Regions from separate parts of the Homo sapiens genome. Here region 1 is linked to region 2. Evidence: chromatin contacts called from ENCODE Hi-C or POLR2A ChIA-PET data. All regions are on one chromosome and are shown on one strand. The core of a region is the stretch at or near the end of the contact, and the rest is flanking DNA. Distances in the headings are between cores, read along the strand shown. Region 1 overlaps SH3RF3 (SH3 domain containing ring finger 3). Region 2 overlaps SH3RF3 (SH3 domain containing ring finger 3).

Evidence for each region. Hi-C counts contacts between places; a loop is a spot of excess contacts on that map. ChIA-PET counts read pairs that join two places held with the same protein, here RNA polymerase II (POLR2A). Pooled maps may share reads with other maps.
Region 1: a map of cardiac septum shows a loop between it and region 2 (1.8-fold over the local background). The contact joins two enhancer-like sites. A Hi-C loop is called at or near these places in 2 of 168 maps with a recorded cell type or tissue (cardiac septum and endothelial cell of hepatic sinusoid) and 1 of 50 pooled maps. POLR2A ChIA-PET finds 5 or more read pairs at or near these places in 2 of 52 experiments (Panc1 and activated CD4-positive, alpha-beta T cell).

What each region holds. Positions count from the first base shown.
Region 1 is chr2:109,283,571-109,288,931 of GRCh38, reverse strand. The region is part of intron 1 of SH3RF3 (SH3 domain containing ring finger 3); the gene reads right to left. It also overlaps a transcript of RANBP2 not described here. Among named protein-coding and RNA genes, the nearest start is that of MIR4266, 27 kb to the left of the region's middle. Within about 2 kb of position 3,852, at least 4 of the 41 ENCODE cell types and tissues checked have a DNase peak (open chromatin) inside an H3K27ac peak, as active enhancers do.
Region 2 is chr2:109,381,241-109,386,468 of GRCh38, reverse strand. All of the region lies in intron 3 of SH3RF3 (SH3 domain containing ring finger 3), which reads right to left. It also overlaps a transcript of RANBP2 not described here. Among named protein-coding and RNA genes, the nearest start is that of MIR4266, 70 kb to the right of the region's middle. Within about 2 kb of position 3,316, at least 8 of the 41 ENCODE cell types and tissues checked have a DNase peak (open chromatin) inside an H3K27ac peak, as active enhancers do.

The DNA of each region.
Region 1 (5,361 bases), core at 2,603-5,102, 98 kb after region 2:
TTGGAGTCAAGATGCAATCTCTTATGCTCTGCAGACACTGGTGCCGCTTTCTTTACGGAACACCCATCTGTTTTTCTACCACATGGGCATAAAGATTTCCAGAAGCTACTAAATAAGAAAGTGATTTGAGTCCTCCTGTAGTAGCTTTCTAGCCATCTGCTGTCCCAGCCATGTGTCTTCCATCATGACAACTTTTACCCATGTTCCTAAGACAGGGGTCAGGTCCAGCAATCTCCCAGGCTCCCGGCAAAGAGAAAAAAACGTAATTGAGTGAAAAGAAGTCAGTCTCCTTGGGTGACAATGACTTGCCTTGCAAAAATCCCAGTGTGCTGTCAGGAAACAGAACAATTCTCAACAGAAAGGAAATGGAGGTGACTCCAGACCAACATGACAAAAATTCTGTTTTGAGAGGTCACCTGGGGTGCCTCTATTTTGGGAGGAAATAATTTCCTTAATGACATCTCTGTGGGCTCTCATACTTTCTGGCTTTATCGGGTTTTAAAGCTGGCATATCCACATTCAAATGCCTCCTTTGTGAACTGGTCTTTAGATGAGAATACCTCTGAGTGTTCCTGTTCCCTAATACATTAAGAACTATGGGCAACTCCCCGGACTCCATGCCTGCAATAACTCTGAAAGGAGTTATGCAAAAGCAATTACAGTTAATGACAGTCTTCTCGGTTTTTAACTTTCTTTGTTCTTGAGGCCCAGGGATTTGGATCCTTGCACCTATTCTGAATGGCTGCAAACACATCGCATCTAAGTTTGAGTTCTTCTTGGAAACCAAGGTTCACAGCATTTTCCTGATAGCCTTGTCTTGTGGGCAAACAAGACAACTTCAGGGCATGAGACTATATTAAGGCTAGTGATGTGACAATGGGACAGCTCAACCTGCTGGTGGCAGTCAGCCAAAAGGCCATGGGATGGCCCATGCCAGGGCTCACTTCGCCTTTCAAATAAGAACTTGAACCTTTCTCTGGCTTGCTTATTTGAACAGGCAGGTCCTGGATGTAGAGAGGTGGCACACTTAATTGGGTCACTAAGGGGAGTTAGCAAAAGAAAAACTATAGGACTATGAGTGGGGTTTAGGAAACTGCACACAGGAGAGTGCAGCGCCCTAAAACTGGCAACAGTGCGAAGCTTTAATATCTGAGGCCTGAAAGGGAAGGGCCAAAAAGCTCTGCAGAGGCCACAGAGAAGAGCTCTGTGCAGAGGGCCTCTGATGAGATCTGAGGCCTCTGATAGGATCCGAGGGAGGGCCCAGAAGGGGAACACCCTGATCTCACAGTTCCCCTCCCGCCTCCCATTGGACAAATCCAACCACCTGCGCCTGGGTATATAGTGCAGATGATGCAGTCTCCAGCACCAACAGGGTCAAGGGGGAGGGTGGCTCTGCAGGGTGCATGGAAGTCACCTGAGCGTAGTGTCCCAACCTGGTGCTCTCAGAAGGGAGGTATCTCTCTTAGGTATCTCAGGTAGCCTAGAGATACCTAAGCACCTCAAGAAAAGATTTTATATGTCACTGTAAGCCCACAGATAAACATGTCAATTTATTTATAGCTGTGGTTCAGAGTCAAGATGTACTTTCTTATGGTCTGCAGACACTGGTATCGCCTCTCCACCAGGGCATCAGGAATCCAGGGTTATTGTGACCACAAAACACTACACAGGAGAGACCAAGGGGCCATTCGCTAGACCCGAGCAGAAAAAAGTCCCTTGGAAAAATTTAAAATGCAAATTTTGGATGCAAAATTCTGTGGCATATAATCACTGGGTCTTTTTTATCTCTGGACAACCCCCCATGAGGCCAATACCATGGCTGTCATCTGTATGTCACAGATGAGATCACAGAAACATGGAGAGCAAGCATGGATGCAAATCAGAAAGTTGCTGAGAGGGAAGAGCAGTGCAGAGCTGAGCACAGGGACAGTTGCACGTCCCATTTCAGTGCTGCCAGTCTGTGGAGGATGGCGGAACCACCTGGGCAGGGTCCACAAATGCTCACTGTCTTTTCAGATGCAGACTCACAGCATTGACTGCTTTCTCTGGGGACAGACCGGTCAACGAATTTAGAGTTGGAGAAGTTTGGATCTGGGAAAGGTAGAATGGCTACTGGCCCTGTGAGATGTCACTCCTCCCGGGAGGTATGGGGCAGCGTCCACTCTGCACCACATCTCTGTAGGGAAACCCAACACTCCCAAAGGTACTGGGAATCCTGGTAGCTCAAAGCAGGTTTTGCTAGCAGATGAGCTATGCCAAACAGGGGGAAAAGATTCCTGCTTCAGAGCTCCTGGGATTTAGAATCATGGGTGTGGAAGCTCCCCTCACCATGTGCCAATCCAGAAGGGGCCTTAGCTGAAAGTCCAGGCCCACCTGGAGCAAACCCCTGGCTCTGGGGTTTTAGTGACTTGGTCTTCTGCACCCAGGTGATAAGCATAGATGGCCTTGTGCGGGACTGTGGTGCAGCTGAGAGAGCATGTGCTGAGTGACCACAGGACCTGAGCCCCATGCCCTTTGCCCCTCTGGGCCTCCAGGTTCCTGCTTGCCTTTGAATTGCAACCAAGGGCCCCCTGGAGTGACCACTGCGTGGGCAGCACACCTTCATTCTTCTTACAGGAGGGTCAAACACATCCCTTGACCACACTTTTCCATCATCATAAGGAAATCTGCTGATGGCAGAGCATTACCTCCCTCAGAGAAACAGAATGCTGCCTATCCCTTTGCCAGGCCCTTACTTTAAGAACTGAAAGTGAAATGAAATCCTTGAATAAAGTGACTTGGAAAATCCACAGGTACAAAGCACCAGGCCTGCAGGGTCCAAGCACCTTCCTACTGCCATGTAATGATAGGCACCTGAATGTCCACCTCTCCATGTCAGAAACACCATTGATTCTAAGCAGCAGATCAGGCTTCCACCAGCCTCTGATGTGTCCTGGCTTATCCTAGGCAAACTGTCCTGCAGGCCATGGACCCTCAGAACCCAGGGCAGAAAAGAGGAAAACCGGGTGAGTGGACAAAAATCTGAATGCAGTAGAAGGAGGCACGCTGGGGGCATGGGAGGAAGGGAGTGGTCAGGCTTGGAGCCACGCAGAGGCAGTGAAGCCAACAAGGCCAGGACTGGAAGGAGGATGCTCTCTAACACACAGACTCACACCCTGCCAGGTCTGGATCCAGGTTCCACAAGGCATCAGCTTGCTCACACTGGACCAGGCTCAGGGACAGATGCAAAAGCAAGCTTTCATGAGCCCCAAGTGAACTTTTCCCCATAGGACACTCAGAGAGGACTGACACAGATGACAGGTTAGGCTCCCCACAGAGCACAGACACACTCCGGGGCTTGACCGTGGCCAGAACATGACGCACCACCTCAGCCTCTGGGCTCCCACCGCCAGGCAAGCGATTGCCCTGCAGTCCAAGTGCCCCAGCATGCACTGTTAATATATGAATACCACGTCCAGACACACTAACAAAAACGCACGGCACAGCAGGCACACTGCACTGGAGAATCAGCGGTTTGTGCCTCAAGTCTAATTAAGACAAAAGTTTTGTGCGTTGGCCGTGGAAAGGCATGCTAATGACTCACAAGCTGGCTTAACCCCACCATGAACACCTGTATTTCAGCAGCTTCCCAGGAGGTTATGAGGAGGTGTGGAAAGGGGAAGCTGTCCTGCCCTTCACACTGAGTGGATCTGCAAGCACAGGGCAGGGCAACTCAGTCTCCAAAACCAGAAGGCCAGTGCCAGGCTCAATTTGTTCCTTCTTTAAAGCAGCTTCCATAGAAAGCCTCACTGTCACCCCTACTCCAGACCCTGGGCTCTTTCCAGACTGGGCTAAGGGGTGACAGCTGCCTGGGCCTCTTCCAGGACAGGGCTGTGTGGCCGGCCATGGAGCAGAGGCCCCGCGGCACAGCGCACAGACAACGTCCTCCCAGAGGCAGCTGTTCCCCACATTGACTTCACTTCTGATGGCACAAGGCCAGAATGTCTTTCATTAGTTTCCCAAACTCTGTCATCAGGGAAGCAGACGAGCCCAGTGTGGATTTTTTAAAGTCAGCACGTTCAAGAGCATCAACCTACATGAAGCCACACATCCTTAAACACACACACCCCACACACATGTCATCTGACACGAGGCCACACATCCTTAAGCACACACACTCCACACACATGTGCTTAGCCATGCGGGGACTTCACCTGCAGAGGTGTGCACAGAAGATGATCTGCCTGGCCTAGACTGGGAAGGGTCTCAAAAAAATCACTAAAGCCTCAAAAACATGGTCTAACCCATGACATTGGCAATGGTCTCCCATGCACTTCTAGATGCCACTCTATGCCCTTCATCCAGCCAAAACCACCCTGTGACTGCTCCACACATAATTCAAACACAGGGTTTCCTGCAGCAGATGTGACTCCAGTGGCTTCCAAGGCTGGACGAGAGGAGAGTGATGGGAGGGGTGTGTCCCCTTCTGCATGCCTGCCTCCCAGTCCACACGCCCTAGACCAGCCACCTTTGGGAATAAGGTCCTGCCCCACAATTGCCAAATTCCATTGATTTCATCTCCTGCAGCTTGTCTGATAATTTTGGTTGCTATCAGTCCCTGAATGCTTTAAGAATAAAAATGCCTTTCAGTAATACTCATGGCTACTAATACAGTGAAGATGCTCAAGGAAATGAACACCCACCAAAATGACAAGATCACCAAAAAGAAATTCCTGAGGGTCACACCACACTTGAGAAAACTGCAGGCCCCAACCCCCTTCCCCTGGGACCGCCCCTCTGTAAGACCCTGGGCTGAGTACCTGAGGGATGTGTTCGTTCAAGGTCTTTCATTACGGTGGATCTGGGAAGGCCAGGGGGCAGGACAAGGGAGGTGACAGCAAGTGAGAAGGCAGCCCAATGCCACCCTCCCCTCGGCTTTCCTACCCAGGGCAAGCTCTCCTGGAAAAACACCCACGGGCAGAGGTGTGGGGACAGGAGGGAGGCGGAAACACGGCCTCCCCAAGTGAGATGGAATCTGGGGGTCATTTGATAAGCGCTTCACCAGCTGATGCATATAGAATACTCACTCCCCAGCATCCCCAGTGGCTCAGCAGCAAGACTGGCAAATCCTCCCAGGGAGCAGAGAGAACAAACACAAGGAGCCAGGCAGAGAGCCAAGTTCAAATCCCAAATCCAGCACGTAGCACCTCTGTGGCTCAGGCCAGCGATTTAGCATCCCCAATTCTCAAATTTTCTGACCACAAAAGGGGGCTACTGTCCCCTGCTTCCAGGTCCCCATGTGCACTGAATCACAGTACAGTACAGCTCCCTGCAGCGCTCTCCCTCAGCCCCAGCTTTTAGGAAGGGGCTGAAGTGTGCCCC
Region 2 (5,228 bases), core at 2,067-4,566:
TTATAACTGCACTTGCCACACAAGCAGCCACAGTGTTTTTTTTTTTTTTTTTAAACTTCTTGTAACAGTCATAGCGGCCCCCTGGTGTTTGGTCCTTTTGGCTTCATGTACGGCCTGACCTTCCCTGCTGCTTCCAGCAAATTGCAGAAGCCACACAATGTCACCTGTACATGCTCCATATGCGTCTCTAACGGATAGGGAGATCCACAGGGGCTAGGCCATCCTCAGGGACTGGGGAGAAGGCCGGAAGCCTGGGTCACTTCCTCCTTCCCTCCCCAGCTCTGTTGAAAGGAGCAATTCCAGGCAAGGCGGTCAGCTTTGCAGCCTTGACCCTCTCTTTCAAGGTCTATGCACGTTCCTTAGCTTCCAGATCCAATCTACATTCTTTTGAGATTTTTCAATCCTAAAGCTAGCACTTCCATTCCAGCTCATCCCTCAGCTGGATCCAAGAACAGGGTATGAAGAATTGCTACAACTAAAACCCCAACTTAACCCAAAGGGACATATTTAAAAACAGGTGAACAGATGCACTGTGTTGCAAATTTACCAATAAGAAATATGAAGAAGAGCAGAGTTTCAACCAAACGTCCATCTCTTTTTAAATACAAAAGGCTTTATGGACGTGTAAATTTGACCTCCTGGGTTTATTTTTTTTGTTTCTGGTGCCAGGTCCTACCTCAGTCCAGTGGCTGCAGGATAAGTCTGCAGCCATAACACAGTCCACCCTGGCAGGGCTGGCTGGGACACAAAGGCTTAGGCTTGGCCAACCCCTTGAGGTCTGAGAGCTTGTGTGGGGTGCTCCCTGCCTCTGATGCTCAAGCAGCTGACCTCAGGCTCTGCCTGCAATACACTGGTTGTCCCTTTCCCAAAAGCGCTGATTATTTCAAACAGGCTCCTTTGCCCTGGACAGTTCAAGGAAACTCATTCTCTAAGTGATTGTTTCCTTCACATCGAATGAAACCTAAGACTATTCCAAATTGTATTTTCAAGAGGACTGGATATTCATATTGCAGCATCAAAAACAACACGCTGCTACTAAAATGCATTTTTGCAACAGGACATGGGGGCTTCTTCCTGCTCTCTGCAGAGTGACATGGGAGGTGACTCAGGGGACACTGGGGTTGTGCAGGGCCCCCAAACTACAATTAAGTTAACAATCATTTCTAACACATACTTCTCCCTTTGTGCGCTGTTTTGTGCACTTCACTATGTCTCCAATTTAATCCTCCTAAGAACCCTTGGAGGTGGGTAAGGTTATTACTCCCATTACACAGATGAGGAAACTGAGGCACAGGGAGTGACAGAGAGAGCCAGAGCTTCTGCTCGACTGTCTGATGCCAACGTGGGCAGGGGTCTGGCCTGTCAGAGGGACAGAGGAAGGGACAGATGAAGGGACAGAGGAAGGCCAGCATGCCGGGACAACGATCAGGGCCAGGCATGCAGGGAGGGTGTGAGGCTGGGTGGACCCACAGGGTAGACTGCAGTGAGGAGTCTAGATTTATTCTAAGAGCAATGGGCCCCACTGGTGGCTTTAAGCAATAGTGAAGTAAATGGTTCCTGGTTCCATGGCTGTGTGAGAATGAACTGTGGGGGAAGTGGGACCCTCAGAAGCCACATGGGAACCATCGGGTTGGAGTTACCCTGAGGCCTTCTGCCCACATCCCCAGGGGCCCAAGACCCTGTGGGTTCCCTATGACCAGAGCTCGAAACTTTTAGTCTAGAAGGCTCCCTCCACATGCATTTTACACTATCAAAGTTCACCTCAGCAAAGCGGGGGTGGGCTTAGGAATGACAAGGACGTGGTCAGGAGGAGTCTATGGACACAGGCACAAGGTCGCGGGCACTCGGCAGAGAAGGGGCCTGGAAGAGAGACCCCAGACCCAAATGCAGAGCAGATGCCAATGTCCTCAGAGTGACCTGCGGGAACCCCTGAAGCCCTTTTCCCACTGCCCCTCTGACCCCAACCCCTCTCCTCCCACCTGCCTGCTTGGTCACCCTGGCTTAGAGTCCCTCGGCCAGCTCAGGCCACCCCTGGACCTGCTCCCTCCCTGCCCCTCCCCGAAGGCCGCTTTCCCTGCCAAGTCCCGAGCGCTGACAGGAAAACTGCAGTTCCCTCCTCCCAGGTCCTTCCTCCTCTCCTGGTGTTACTTTCTCCACGGAGAGTAGAATCCCCTCCAGACTTGCTTTTCTTCGCTGTTGTGTCCTCCCTGGCAGATGTGGTCTCCAGGGTTCTCCTCTGCTTCATTCAGGCTGCATCCCCGGGGCCTGGCCCGCAGCCGGCGCTTAAGGACTGGATGAACGTGGGACCCCAGGCGGCCTGGAAGGAACTGTGGGGAGGGCACTGCCCTGCCCAGCAGTGGGATGTGCTCTCTCCACCAAAGGCTAAGCCACCAACAGAAACCTAAGGGTGGGAGGAGCAAGTGGTCCTCTGATGGAAGCAGAGATGGAAAGGATGGGCTGCCTTCATTTGTGAGGGGCCAGCCCTGAAGGAACTGTTTGTGGCAGCCAGGAAGCCTCTAGACTGTCATCAGAACCTTCTACCTAACAGACACTGGAGACTCAGCGGGGTGGTAGGGTGGAAGGGGCTGAGGGATGAGAAATTACTTAAAGGGTATAAGGACGGACTGATCACTGAAAACAGGACGTCTGGAAAATGCGGCTGATGTCCCAAGAGCTTCAAACTAAGACTCTTAATTGCTCTCACTTTCAAGGATTTGGGAGGCGTTTATAAAAGCAACAGAGAGTAGCTCTGAGCTCCTCTGCGGGGGTTGAGCAGCAACGAAATGAAGCTGGAATCAGTGCTGTTTCTCATTCTGCATCACAGGTGGAATTCAGGTGGTTACAGAAAGTACCCCACAGGGCACACACACGGTTTGGGCATTTCCCGGACCCGAATCTTAAACGTGCCTCAGCCCGCAGAAGCCTGCACCCTATCCATTGGAAACAGAAAGTATTAACAGAAGGTACCATGGAGGAGAAGCATGAAGACAAGAGAAGAATGATTCCAACTGGCCCAGAGTGTCAACCTTGGTCATAATCCATTGCCAAGTCTTAGAACTAAGGGTGAGGCAGCAACAGCAACCGAGACCTGTAGGATAGATCTCCCTGCAAAGATGGGCTGCTCTGGAATAAAGATGTTTGGGGTCCCCCATGACCCCCCAGTGACTCCACATGGGTGTGCTTGGTTCCAGCTGAAAAATCAGACATGGTTTCTTCTGTACCAAACATAGCCCTGGACCTCAGCCAAGAAGTGCTGCTGTCATCCTACAGGCACCCAGTGCCAAATCTCTCCACAGCTAAGTATGCTTTCACTTCCATGCCTGAAAAGCTGCAAGCACTCACAAGGTCTGCCTGGGGACAAGTGCCTCGGAGCCAGGGCCCGCCCTCAGGGCTGCATGGAATCTGACACCGGTTTCCTCCAAACTTCTTTAAATGTGGATGGTACTTCCTAAGGCCGATCTCCAGGTTCAGACACACTCTCAAGTCCTGAGTGTTGTGATTGGAACACTCAGGAAAGAAGTGAGCATGGGCCTGGAAGAGCGTGGTCCACACATTAATCCATAGAATGAGATGGTGGGAGGAGAAGCTGCAGGTCAGATTGGGGCAGGGTTCATAATCCAACAGCCAAATGTCTCTGCACTAGGAATCCTGAAAGCAGAGAACATTGGGGGTGCTAACTTCAAATTCTGGCATGGAACTGCTCATCAGCTGCGGGCCCTGGATGGGGCTTGGCTGCATCTCTCGCCAGGAGAATGGAGCCTTCCTCTTCCCCTAAGGCTGTTCTGAAGATTCAGTGGCAGACGGATGTTAGAATGCACCAGAAGGATTTGAAGATGTGACAGGGCTCGGTGTTCCAAAGGAAGGTCCTGGAGACGACTGGGGTGCTCTGTGTGGGGTGACAGAGGGGCTGTTTTAAGATTGCTGAGGCCTGGGGACACAGCTGCAAGACGGAAGGGCATGTGCTAAGTGTGGAGAGTTCATGCAGATGAGGACTGAGGAAAGGCCAACCACGTCGGGGGTCAGGAGGTGGGCTGCTGAGGGAGGTGGGTGGCCAGTGGGCTGGGCGCAGGTGGGCCTGGTGCAGGCAGCCTCAGCCCCAGGCTGAGTCAGCCCCACTGCAGCAGACTCTCCCCTGGGCTGGGCCTGCAGCTTTCCCAATGACTTGTGTTATCTGAGACCAAAACAGATGTCCCTTCAGCAACTAAGACAGACCCTATGGTTAAGGAAACAAAGTTACCTATGTGCTGGCATGGTAACTTCCTAAATTCCTGGGCTACAAAGAAAGCCACACTCTTGCTAAACTCCCTAACAATAGGTGCTATCAGACCCCTCTGATTTATAACCCAGACCACTGCAACTCTGATGGGACAGAGGACAGCCCTTACAAACACCCCTTTCTCATAAGCAACTGCAGACCTCAAGCCAGTTTCAGCAACTTATGGAGGCTGTGCACAGGCTGTCTTTGTGTCCTATAGTTCACCTGTTGATGGAAAGAGCCAAATTCCACCTCATTTTAATGCTGAAACCCCACCCTAAAGTGACATGAGATGTGTGTTACGTACATGTTTGCCCATTGCACATGCACTCAGCTCCCCTTATAAACATGCACAGCTTTCCCCCAAACCTGCTAAACATGTCTGATTCTACTATGTAACACAGACCCTGCGAGCCATAAAATCCAACTGCCCTTCCCCTTCTGCGAAGCGAGAGCACCTTCGTTCCATGTCAGAGACTATCTATTCCTGGCTTGCAAACTGATGTCACCAGTAAAGCTGTCCTTTCTACTATTTAGCCATCCTGGGGGCCTTCTGACAACACTCAAATGCTCACTGAAGTTTGCGAGCCACAGCCTAACTTACTCAAGCAGGAAAGGTAGAAGTGAAAGGGAAGACAAGAACATGGAAGCCCGGGGGACTGGAAGCTGAGTCAGGGCACCGTGATGGCCACGCTGAAGGGAGGGCAGGTGGACGTGGATGGCCCAAGATGCCCTGCGGAGGGTAGGTGTGAGAACTCTGTCTCCGTAGGATTGGGTGGGTGTGCGTGCTGAGACCAGCAGGGCCCAGAGAGGAGCTAAAGTTAGGTGTAAAAGTAACCCCGCCATTGACCTGCTCAGTGGAAAGTGCACTGTCCATATGAGTGACAGGAGAAGCAGAAAAACAGCTGGAGCCTAGGGGAGAAGCAGTCTGGACACAAGATTGGAGCTCAGTTACTTCCACCGGCTGCAGGCC